Linked DNA regions of Homo sapiens: region 2 is linked to region 1. Evidence: chromatin loops called from intact Hi-C (ENCODE). Cell type or tissue: CD14-positive monocyte. All regions are shown on one strand. Links, peaks and the distances in the headings refer to the core of each region. The heading gives the core; the rest is flanking DNA. Region 1 overlaps SPOCD1 (SPOC domain containing 1). Region 2 overlaps COL16A1 (collagen type XVI alpha 1 chain).

Region 1 (5,939 bases), core at 1,245-3,744:
CGGCCTCTGTGCATGGACACCCTCCACGGCGTGGCTCAGGAAAGCAGCGAGGTTGGCAGTGGGCGCTTTGCCCACTCCTGAGCAAAGCGCTTGGCCTTTTGGGGCTCCATGTCCTGAGACAATGAGGTAGACTTTGAGTCTGTAGAGTCTTCAGGTCAAACAATCCATACCCCAGCCTCAGCCAGATAAGCCTTGATCCCGCAGAGCTCAAATCTTCCGAGACAGCCCCACCTTCCTACTTACTTTTCCCAGCATCTCATGGGCCCCATCTCACTGTGAAGAAGCCCTTCCTGGGATGTAGGCTCCAGATCTGCTGCAGCTAAGCTGAACACAGTTCTTCCCCGCAGGCCTTTGGGCTCTTCCTGTCTCCCCTCTCCTTTCCCCAGGTCTGGAGGTCACTCACTCAAGTCTGTTGCTGGCTGTGCTGCTCCCCAAGGAAGGGCTTCCAGACACAGCAGGGTCCAGCCCCTGGTTGGGGAAGGTTCAAAAGATGGTCTCCTTCAACAGTAAGGTGGAGAAGAGATACTATCAGCCAGATGACAGGAGGCCGAATGTGCCCCTGAAGGGCACCCCTCCCCCAGGAGGTGCCTGGCAGCAGAGCCAGGGCAGGGGCAGTATAGCTCCAAGGGGAATCTCTGCTTGGCAGAGGCCCCCCAGAGGCAGGGGGAGGCTCTGGCCAGAGCCTGAAAACTGGCAGCATCCTGGGCGAGGGCAGTGGCCCCCAGAGCCAGGCTTGCGCCAGTCCCAGCATCCCTATTCAGTAGCACCAGCTGGTCATGGCTTTGGCCGTGGCCAGCACTTCCACAGGGACTCCTGTCCCCACCAAGCCCTGCTCCGGCACCTCGAATCCCTGGCGACCATGAGTCACCAGCTCCAAGCCTTACTGTGCCCCCAGACCAAGAGCTCCATCCCCCGCCCTCTGCAGCGTTTGTCTAGCGCCCTTGCAGCTCCAGAGCCCCCTGGCCCAGCCCGTGACTCCTCTTTGGGGCCTACAGATGAAGCTGGCTCTGAGTGTCCCTTCCCTAGAAAGGCCTGACCCTCCTTACCCACCAGAACAGGGGTTTTGATGCCCTCACTAGTGTTGAAGCCTGTTCCAGAGAGAGGTGGGACTGCAAGGAGAGGATGGTCAGCCCTACCCACCTGCCCTGTTTGAACTTCCTGTTTGACAATGTTTGCTGTTGATTTTTTGTTCAATAAAGAATTTGGTAAAATTGGGATTGCATCTGCTAGCTGGTCAGGAGAGCCCCTGGTCCTGGTCAGATGTGGGTTGAGTGGGTGTGTCAGTGAGTGTCTTGTGCACAAATGTGCAGCCTTGCTCATTGCTGGTCTGAGGTCCTGAACCATCACTGCGCCCCAGGGCACAGCTATTGCCACGGTGGTTTCTGGAAGCATTTTGCAAGTATTCTGAACCAGGAGGAAGAGGTGGTGGTGGGAAAGAAAGTAGGACCGAGGTTGGGGGTGGAGAGAGAAATGGACAGAGCCTTTTGGAGGGTCACAGACATCAGACATCAAGAGATTGCTAGAGAGGAAAAGATAAGCAAGTTGCAGTGGACTTTAAATTTTTCAGTTAATACTAAGATTTTTTTTTCCTTTGACTAGATGGGGAAGGATAGTACATACCTTCACCATATTCCCTCCGAGTCTCTGTCTATGTGCTTCTCAGGGATCTCTGTGCACTAGTGTGCCTGCAAGCATGTGAGAGTATCTGTGTGAGTTTCATGGCCTGCCTGTGTGTAGGTCTCTGTTGAGGAAGTCAGGAGATCCAGATTGGGTGACTCCTCTCTGTATCTCTTGCCAGATTCCAGAGACTGGTGTTAGAAAATGTCAAAGGTCTTAGCCTTGGTGGTGGGCATTCAGGGTGGGGTTGGAGACTGGTATTAGGGTTGGACGGTGCTGCCTTGCCTTGGGCCTAGAACAAGCTTCTAACAGCAACTGCAACTGTCAAGCGTTTCATGTGGGGTGTACCTCGAGAGAGCTGCATCTGCGGACTGATGGGGGAACCAGCTGCCAGGGCCAACCAACCCAGCGTGGGGAAAGGGGCCTGGCTTCCAGGAGAGAACCTCTCTAGAACCCCACCCTTCGCCCCGGGGCCAGAAGGGCCCTACCCGCTCTTTGCTCACCCCTTCGCAAAGTCCACCCATGTACAGGCCTCACCCTGGCCCCTGCTGGACTGGAAGGGGTGGGGCGATGGTCGGTTGGGGGAGCCCTTCTTCTCTGCCCCATGAGCTCTGCGGCTGCCCTACCCGCGGACGACAGCAGAGGGGGCCCTCGGCCTTGGGATGGAGGTCGGGGCTGGCAGGACCGGAGTCAAAGCGGGGGGTGGGGCGAGGTGCGGGAACTTAGCGCAAGGAGTTGGAAGCGGGGGCGGGGTAGGATGCGGGTGGGGTGCGGGTGAGGGGTAGGGAGAGGGGGCTGGACAGTTGAACCGGGAGAGGGAGCGGGGCTCCTTCGGGAACTTTTCCGGCTCGAAATGGCCTGGGAGCGCCGCAGCCTCCGCGCTCTATGCAAATGACGCAAATTACTATGCAAACCTACAGCTTGGTTCTGAGCCCACAGTTTGGGTGGTTTTCCTAATGCAGTTGGTATGGAGGGAAACGGGTGTGCACTCCCTCCCCTCCAGGTCCAGGGCTTCCTCCGGAGAGCCGCCAGAGCCGCTCTCCTGGAACACGCAGGCAAGAGCGAGCTCTGTACCCTGGGCAGGGATTTCCTTTGGGAGCTTCAGTTTTCCCTTCTGTAAATGGGGGTGATAACGCGGCTCTGTAACAGCTCGCCCGTGGAAGGGCTGTAGGTGGGCCCCGAAATCCTGCAGCCTGCTAAACATGACACCCTCCCCCACCCCCGCCACCTTTTGGCCCCAGTCCACGAGCCCCTTGCCCCTCTCTCTCTCGGCAGAAGCCTGGAGCGAGGATTAGGCATGACGTTGCTAGGGGGCGTGACTGACGGTTGCTAGGCTCCAGGGACGTTGCTATGCAACGCTGGGCGGGGCTTGTTGTTGCTAGGCCGGAGCCGGAATCGCCCGGGACCCGGAAGGGACACCTCGCGCCCTGGGTTTTAGTGGAAGGCGCCCCAGGCTACCAGGGATCGCGACACTGCTCTCCCGGTGACTTTCTTCGGGCCTGAGCTTCCCCCGGCTGGACGCAGTTTCTGAGGGTCCTTCCGGTTCACACTCTGCCACTCCGTGATCCTCTTGGCTCCGGAGTGAAGAACCCTGCGTCTTTGTGCACGTGTCTGTGCGCCTGCCTGTGAGGGGGGTGGGGGTGCAGAGCGGGTATCGCTTTTGGATTTCCATAGCAACTGCTCCTGTGTCACCCCATTGCTCCCAAAGGTTTGAGCGGTTGCTTGTACAAATTTACATATATCTGCATGTCATTAACATAGAGGCGGGGCCGGAACTTGTTTGGGCAACTATCCCTGGACGGTTCTCTTTGCTTCTTCCTCATCCCGTCTGATAGGCATGTGGGCTGCGCATGCGTGAGTGTTTAGCCTGTCCATGTTCTCAGATGTGGGGTGGATGAGTGAGCTGTGACAGTGACCATCAGTTCCCTTTCCCCACGTCCCCTTATTGAACCCTTAGCATGAATCCATCCAGATATCCCTGACTGAAGACACCCAGCTTCCCAAGCAATGCCAGGCCTTGTTGGCACTCCAATTCCTTTTCTGGCTGTGTGGCCTTGACAAGTTTAGTTACCCTCTCTGTGGCTCAGTTTTCTTCTCTGTAAACAGGGATACTAATCTCTAACTTACCAGGTGATGGGAGGGTTTAACTGGTTGCCACTTTTACACACACTAATTGCTGCTTTCTGGCCTACAGTAGGCACTCAGTGGTGCTCCCTTCCTCCCTCCCTGGAGCCCAACTCTTCTCAGAACCCAACCAAAGCAAATCAACTTCAGTTGCCGCTTAAGACATGACAACTAGACACCAGAAGAACTTCCAGATGTCAGGGCAGACTGGATTTGATGCACAGGATGAGGACTATTGTTTTCTCTATTTGTCCTTCTTGGAAGCTGGAGGTCAGGTTGGTGAGTGTGGACCCTCCTACCGCCTCCCCCTTATACCCTTGTCTCTCTCAGGGAGCCCACTGGTTTCCAGAAAACTTGCTTTCTTGTCCCAAAGGCCTGGAGCCTGAGACGGCTGTAGCAGTGACAGCTGAGCTTGGGAGGCCCGAAGACCAGGGCAGAGCAGGTGGTGGCTAAGGAAGTACCTTCCAGGACTGAGGTGTTTGGGATGGAGCAGGACTGGGATGGAAGGGAGACTGAGAGCAGAAACTGCTTGGAGAGCCACATGTCTGTTCCTTTACCAGAGAGGACTGGGGAACCCTGGGGCCACCCCCTTGCCCTTTCTGAGCCTCAGTTTCCCTGTTGTAGGCAGTAAGGACTCCTCTGTTTCAACTTGTGTGGGGGGTAATAAGTCAGCTCAGTATGGAGAACCTTCTCGTTGCTGCAGCTATGTAACAGTGCCATGGAGGGAGTTCCCTGTTCTTTGCACTGTGCAAGCAGAAGCCGAGAGGGACCCCTTAAGTGTGCTGGATAGGAGCAGCAGAATTCCTGGAGGCTCTTGTTCATTTAAAAACTGGGGTTGGCTCCTATCCTGTGTGGAGGAAGATTGTTGGTGATGGACAGGGATGTAAGAACTGGGTTCCAAGGGGTTGAGTGGCTTCCTGGAGGAGGTAGGACTGCATGGAGACCATACTCTGCAGTTGTCACTCTGACTGCTGTATGCAAGACTGCTGTCTGCTGGTGGATGGCGGTGGGCCAGCCAACTGTGCTCCACAGGTGAGGGTTCCAGGGACAGGCTGTGAGCCTGGCAGTGTCCGGCTGGCCCGCCTGTGTCCCACTCTGGGGGCCAATTAAGTCTCCATCCCTAGTCGCGCCGATTAACAGTTAATAAGGCAGCAAACACCTGCAGCTATGGAGGCGAATTAAGAGCAACAGTCGGCATAATACACAACCCGATAAGTGAGCAATTAACAACCGGAGAAAGATTAATAGAAGCAATTACGTTCCTACTCGGAGCTCTGTAAATACAACTGTCAATGGCCAGGGTATTCAGTTCAGTCCTGCCTGGCCCCACCCCGGGCCACAGCCTCTGTTGGCAGGGGTGCCCACTGAGCCAGACTGTGGATCCTGGACCGCAGAGGCATGTACACAGGCACAGATATGCAAATGCACACAGAGATATACACATCCAGACATACTTAGAGAGGTGGCCCACAGAATGCAGTCATATAGATATAAAAATTCCCCACTGTCTCACATACTCGCATTCACAGACGGGTACACACAGACACACATAGGGCCTTCCAGAAGCATACACAGAGATACACAGAAAAATACCCACAGTGTCATAAAGATACATTTTCACAGAGCTAGAGCCACACAGACTACCAGTGACACTCACATATACAAACAGACGTGTAGACACACACAGATTTTTACTCATAGGGTCACATATGCATGCAACCCTCCTGTGATGCCCTTCAGAGGGTTGTCCATAGTGGGTGAGGGCGGCAGCAGGGCCCTGGACTGAGAGAGAACTGGAGTGAACTGGAGAGAATTGAACTGAGAGAGAACTGGAGGGTGGGAGGGGACACGGGAGGGACAGAATGTGTGTGAAAACATGCAAGTGTGTCTGCATGCATGTGACTCTAAGCATGTGCATCTTTGCAAGAATGTGTTTCACCCATGTATGGGCACATTACTGTGTGTAAACATGCATGTGCCTATACGTCTGTGTGGCTGCATGAGGTGAGTGTCTCATGATGCCTGGGTATATGTACGTGTACTGTGCCCAGCAGATCTGTGACTACACATGTGGGTGTCTGGATCACGTGTGATCACGCTGTGCCAGTGTCCATGTCTAGGTAATTGTGTGCCTGTACTTCCGAGTGGCTTTACATGTGTCCTGTCTCTGTGCTGGGGCCAGGGAGGGACGCTTCCCT
Region 2 (5,939 bases), core at 1,963-4,462, 130 kb after region 1:
CTTGAACACACATCTATCTGGTGACAAACCTCACAAACCTCAGATCTAGGATCAGCCAAACTGGGACTGCAGCCTTACAGATTCACCAGTTTCAGTGAGGCCCCAGTGGGATTCAGCAAACTCCATCAGGCATTTACTCAGTAATAGATATTTCTCAGGGGCCTGTGGGGTGCCAGGCTCCCCTCTGAGGATGTCTCCATGAACAGAGCGCAGTTGCCCTCTTGCCCTGCCGTGGGGGAGGGAGCTGCCAGATGAATAAACAAGTGCCTAGGAACGATGAGGACTGGGACTCATGGAGGAAATGGGACAGGGGAAGGGGCTGGAGAGGTGTTTGGGCACCATCGAAGCGGAGGGGCAGGAAGGCCTCTCTGAGCAGGTGGCATATGAGCTGAGAGCTGACTAGCAGGAGGGAGGGATCCCTGTGGCTGTCTGTACTGGGGAATTCCAGAGGGAGAGGCTGGGTGGGGCACTGCAGGAACAGCTTCCAGCCATCAGATGATTTGGCAAGGGTTCAGGGGACCTAGGAAGGGGGGAAGGGGGCATTCTAGGTAGAAGAGAAAGCTGTGCTAAGGGTGCAAAGGCCTGGGGGTGTGAGGGTATAGAGTGTGTCAGAGAACAGCAGTCTGACTGAGCAAGGCGGAAGATGAGAAGGAGAGAGGGAGGAGAAGTGGGAAGGGGTGGCTGGTGCCAGATCACAGGCTGCCTCAAAGACCAGCGTTGGTGGAAAGTGTGCGCCCCACTCAGAGGCAGAGGGAGCCGCATAAGGTGTTTGAGCAAGAGAGTGACATAATCAGAGCTATGCTGGAGGAGAAGAGGGCAGCCATTTGCTGGCTGGCTTGCAGTGAGCCAGGAGGTGGCAGGACGAGTTAGGAGGCTGGTTCAGTAGCTCGGGCAAGAGCAGGGAAGCCTGAGCAGATCAGGCAGAGGGGGCCTGCCAGCCCAGGGGCCTCCCAGCACATGCCACCTCTGTTCTGGGCAGTCCCCTGTCACATCCCCCTACCTCATCCTTCACCTCCCCAGGAGGAGTGACTGATTCTGTTCCTTTGTATCCTTAGGGCCCCCCAGGATCTGAAGGCCTCCCAGGCCCCCCAGGCCCAGCGGTGAGTGAAGGAGGGCATGGGGAGATGTGGTCCTGGTCTTGTCCTGGGGTCTGAGGGCAGGAAGATTAGGTTTCGGCTGCATTGTTCTCTGTGGGTGACAGGGTCCCAGAGGAGAGCGAGGACCCCAAGGTAACTCCGGTGAGAAGGGCGACCAGGTGAGTGACGACTGGGACCTGGCTGCAGGGAGGCAGGGAAGGAGCTGGGTCCCTGGTGATCACCAGCTCTAGTCTCCCCACCCTACCTGTCCTTGGGTTGTGACCTACCTCATGCCCAGAGCCTCACCTGCCAGCCATGGTGGGCAGAGGGGAGGGCAAAGCCCATGGGTTTGAGGGTGCCCCCCCCGTCACTCTTTCCACCTGGGCAGCCAGGCAGGAGAGAGGGGGTGGCACAGCACACTGCCCCTTGCTTCTCACCCTAGGGATTTCAAGGCCAGCCAGGCTTTCCGGGCCCACCGGTGAGTGAAGAAGACACAAAGCCAGCTCTGTCTGATGTGGTCTCATCGGGAGGGGCAGGCCTGACCAGGCCAGGCTGGGGTAGGATGGTCCTGGGGAGAAGAGGGGAGAGGCAGGGGAGAACGGCCTGGGTGGCCAGGCCTGATTCCAGGAACCAGGACCTGGAGAGCCCAGCCTCTTGTGTGGGCCCCAGCCCAGCAGGCCAGGCAGACGTAATGCTCCCAAGTGGTGCTTCTAGGAAGTCAAAATGAATTGCATTAACAACAGTGCATCATGCACAGGAAGAATAAAGAAGGGGAGCTCCCCCTCCAGCCCCACTTTCATTCCTGCCTGCCCCTTTGTTGATACAGGGTCCCCCTGGATTCCCAGGCAAAGTTGGATCACCTGGCCCACCTGGCCCTCAAGCAGAGAAGGTGAGCAGGACCCTGGGTTGGCAAAGTCACAGATCTGAGCCATGCAGCTCCCATGCCCCTGTCCCACCCCTAGCATCAGGCTTTCAGGAAATTCCAAGACTGACCCAGTTGCACTGAGGCTGGGAAAAGAGGCCTCCAGGATGGGCCCAGTGACTACTGGAGGCCGACAGGGCTTGCAGTGGACCAGTGGGCTCCTCGGGATGTCTGCTTGGCCCAGGATGCCTGCGGCCTCTGTGCAGCCCAGGCCCTTGTCTGCTGTGATGGGGGGAAAGGCAGGGAGGTAGGTGGGGAGGAGGCAGGGGGTCTGATGGAGGAGTAGAATGTGATAGGCAGCCCAGGCCACCTTCGTCTCCTGGGCGGGAGGATGAGCGAGGAGCTGAGAGAAGGGGGAAGCACGTCCTGAAGGAGGACACCAACGTGGAAGGGGAATGGGCTCCTCCTGGGTAGCCGTGCTCCAGTTGTCCCCAAGGGCCCAGAGAGGGCAGGGGTGGCCCGTGTCCTGCCTGGTGACAAGGGTTGGGGGAGCAGCAGTTGGCGGAGCTCCTATGCTGGCTGCTCTTGACTTTGGCTTGATAAATGCTGGAGACATGGCTCTGCCTTGGCTTGGGGCTGACATCCCTGTCTCGGCCCAACCTCTGGGCTCCCTAGATGTGCTGAGTGGGTGGTGTAAGAAGCCCGAAGATTGACTTCTGAGCTTGGGGTCGGGGGACCTGGGTTCAGAGGGACAGGTGGGAGCCTCTTTCCCCTGAGCCTTGTGGAGAGCCTCTTTCCCCTGAGAGCACACGCATGAACGTCTCACTGTGCAGGTGAGGAAACTGACACCCACAAGGCTTGGGGCAGCCCAGAGGCACACAGTGGTGTTAGCAGCAGAGCTGAGACTTCCTTCCCAGCTCCAGGAGGACCCGGGCACCTCACTACCTCCCCAGAGCCCATGCTGATCAGCCATGCTTGGGACAGTGGTGGTTGCTAGCCCCCTTCCCCTTCCCCTTCCCCTTCCCCTTCCCCTTCCCCTTCCTTCCCCTCCCCAGGACCTGAGTGGCAGCCCCTGCTCTCCTTAGGCTGGTCATTGCAGAGAATCCCAAACCTCTGGCCAGTGGTTCTTCATCCCAACTGCCAGTGGGGGCCAACATTGGTTGGGGCTCTGCTGACCCCTCCTGGTGGCTGGTGGCATTACAGAGCCCCCGAGTTCATTTTCCCCTTTGCTGGGTCTCTCTAGCGGGATTCCTTCCCTTGACCACCCTACAGCCACTGATCCAGGGCAGCCACCCTCTCCACACTGGGAGAATGCAGCCACCTTCCCCGCTATGCTGCTTGCCTCCCCCCGCCTTTTCTGGTAAACATTCCAATCCATGCATCAGTTCTCATCACTCTTCTGCTTTGAACATTCAATGGCTCCCCAGTGCCTGTAGCAGGGGTTTTCAGACTTTATTTTGTAGTCCCAGAGTCTTTTTATCACATAAAAGCAAATGTAAAAACCTCAATCTATAAAACAAATACAAGCGGAGATTCCCTGGCTAAGACAACGGTGGGGGTCCTAGAGTCCCTCTCTTCAGTCCCCACTTCATGCCCCCAGCTTCTAGGCTCCCCCAGAAGCCCCAGTGCTCTGAGAAGTACAGCTTAAAAACCACTGACTGTTCGATAAAGTTTAGCACAGCGTTCAGGGCCCCCACTCATCATGGTGACTCTTCCAGCCTCTTCTGCCTGCCAGCCCATCCCACAGGCTCCCCCAGATGCCCTGGCCAGGCCAGGCATGTGCCCACTTGCAAGTCTTTATCCTTCTCTTAGGTTCCCTCTGGCATGCACTTTTCTCCTCCACCTGCCCAATCCCAGACATCCTCAGAGTCTAGCATCTGGTGACACTTCTGTGACACTTTCCCTGATCCCCAGCCAGAGGGAACTGCTCCCCGCTCCTGAGCTCCCTGAGCCCCTTTCCACACAGAACACTTAGACTGTTGTATTGCCCCTGGTTGTGTTGGGCCCATGACCCTCACTGGACTGTGAGCTCCTTGAGGACAGGGGCACCCACTTTTTCATCTTGGGGAATCAGAGCCCACATGGTGCTGCGTGCGCTGTTGAGGCCTCTGTGCAGCCCGGGCCCATGTCTGCTGGGATGGGGGGAAAGGTAGGGAGGTAGGTGGGGAGGAGGCAGGGGGTCTGATGGAGTAGAATACAACAGGCAGCTTTCACAGTGGATTGAAGCTGTGCTTTCAGTTCAGCACATGCTACTGAGCCCCTGCCATGCCAGCCCCTGGGTCAGCACTGGAGAAGATGCCCTGTCCCTTCCTCATGGGGCAGCAAGGAAAGGGGATGCTTTGCAGATGAAGACAGATCCTCCTGGGGAGGCGACGTGTGGCACATATGCAGTTAGACAGGGACAGATTGGGCCCAGAAGCCAGCTGTCCTGTTTCCAGCAGTCACCAGGACCCTTGACCCAGGGCCTGGTCTCCATGGGTGGGGCAAAGCCCTGCTGACTTTATTGTGGGGCGGGGGGGGGGGGCGGCGCTGGTTTCCAGGGCAGCGAAGGGATTCGAGGCCCATCAGGCCTGCCTGGCTCCCCTGGGCCACCGGGACCTCCTGGGATTCAGGTGAGTGTGTGCCCTTTCAGCGTGGCAGACGTGTGCGATGCATGCGCATGTGTGTGGTGCATGTGTGTGTGTGCACCTGTGTGTGTGTGCTGAGGTGGGAGTCAGGGGAGGGGTGGAGAGAATTGAGGGGTTGGGCCAGGCCTCCCACCTCCTAGGGCTCCCGCACCAGCATGTAGAAATGCCTCTTTCCTGTTTCCAGGGCCCCGCCGGTCTGGATGGTTTGGATGGGAAGGACGGCAAGCCTGGCTTGAGGGTGAGATGATGGGCTGGGAGGGCGGGCACCCCTTCCTCTCCTTTTTGCCAGAGGAGCCAAAGTCAAGGGAACCCTGATGGAAAGAACCGAAGTATCCCCGTCTTTGTCAGGGGGCACCCATGCCCTCCCTCGGTCTGTCTCCCTCTACCCCAGCTCCCCGATGGCACCACAGCCCCTTGGCTTCCCAGTTCTCCTAGTGGCCTTAAGCAGGTTAGGCGAGCTAGGTCTCACCAAAGGCAGGATGGTGAAGGCATGATGTATGCAGAAACTCAAGACAGCTGAGGAAACCAGGCTGGGCTTCAGGAAGAATGAGGGTGTGGACATGGAAGGACTTGAGCAAGCCCTGGCTCCTGGGGTTTTGCTGGGGAATCTGAAAGGGCTGGGGCCACAGGACAGGGTAGAACATCAAAGTCAACCCCCTTATATATCCCAAAGAAGGAAAGCTAAGGCCCGGAGAGGGGCTGGAAGTCACTGAGGATCCACAGCCAGTCAGAGGCTGAGCCAGGCTTGGATTCTTCCCTCCATCTTAGGATAGCTGGGGAGGGCTGGAGAGAGGGGAGGACAGAGGTATGAGTTGGATACAAGCTGGGCAAAACTCTTGTCTCAATCCTCCTCGTCTCTTTCCCTAGGGGGACCCTGGTCCTGCTGGCCCCCCTGGACTCATGGGACCACCGGTAAGTTGAGCTGCAGGAAGGAGTTGGAAGCTGCGAAGTTGCAGCTTCTGCCTGGGTGGCTGCAACAGCTCAAATCCAGATCCTCCGTGGACCGTGTTATGACTTTGGATTGGTTTGAATTGTTTGAACTGAGGAAGGAGGAGTGGGAAGAGGCCCCCAGCTGACATGAGGGACATGAGAACTCCCTGCTTTTTCTTTCAGGGCTTTAAGGGGAAAACAGGACATCCTGGCCTCCCAGGACCTAAGGTAAGGGCTGGTGACCTCTGCCAAGCAGGTTATCTCTGCTCTCCTGAAGGCTTGCCCCCAGGCATACATGGCAGCCTATCCTGGGCAGAGAGGCCATCCCAGCATCAGAGCCTCCTGGGGCCACTGGTGCCTGGCAGACTGGGTCAGGGCTTCTCTGTCTACCAGCTGGAGGGCATCAGAGGGCCTCTGGCCAAAGCTGGGGCAGGTGGCAGGGTC

The links. A loop is a pair of places that touch in the nucleus more often than their neighbours do. Peaks named below come from ENCODE experiments on the same cell type or tissue, not always from the same donor. Only the 100,000 strongest peaks of a DNase experiment are listed, where the experiment ranks them.
Region 2: a loop joins it to region 1, with 11 times the contacts of the local background. A loop is called at or near these places in 102 of 110 quality-filtered maps.

What each region holds. Positions count from the first base shown.
Region 1 is chr1:31,785,700-31,791,638 of GRCh38, reverse strand. SPOCD1 (SPOC domain containing 1) reads left to right here. Exons shown (of 16, transcript NM_144569.7): 16 at 348-1,217. The coding sequence ends at 1,036. Among named protein-coding and RNA genes, the nearest start is that of ADGRB2, 24 kb to the right of the region's middle. RefSeq lists silencers at 2,247-2,536, 2,867-2,916 and an enhancer at 2,702-3,477. In CD14-positive monocyte, for the core only: CTCF peaks have their summits at 2,022 and 2,223; DNase peaks (open chromatin) are centred at 2,258, 2,568, 2,968 and 3,438; H3K4me3 peaks cover 1,746 bases; H3K27ac peaks cover 1,480 bases.
Region 2 is chr1:31,661,198-31,667,136 of GRCh38, reverse strand. COL16A1 (collagen type XVI alpha 1 chain) reads left to right here. Exons shown (of 71, transcript NM_001856.4): 53 at 1,056-1,100; 54 at 1,202-1,255; 55 at 1,519-1,554; 56 at 1,903-1,965; 57 at 4,479-4,550; 58 at 4,750-4,803; 59 at 5,433-5,477; 60 at 5,679-5,723. Among named protein-coding and RNA genes, the nearest start is that of PEF1, 19 kb to the right of the region's middle. RefSeq lists enhancers at 258-796, 797-1,336. In CD14-positive monocyte, for the core only: CTCF peaks have their summits at 2,910 and 3,132 (motif pointing left); a DNase peak (open chromatin) is centred at 3,116.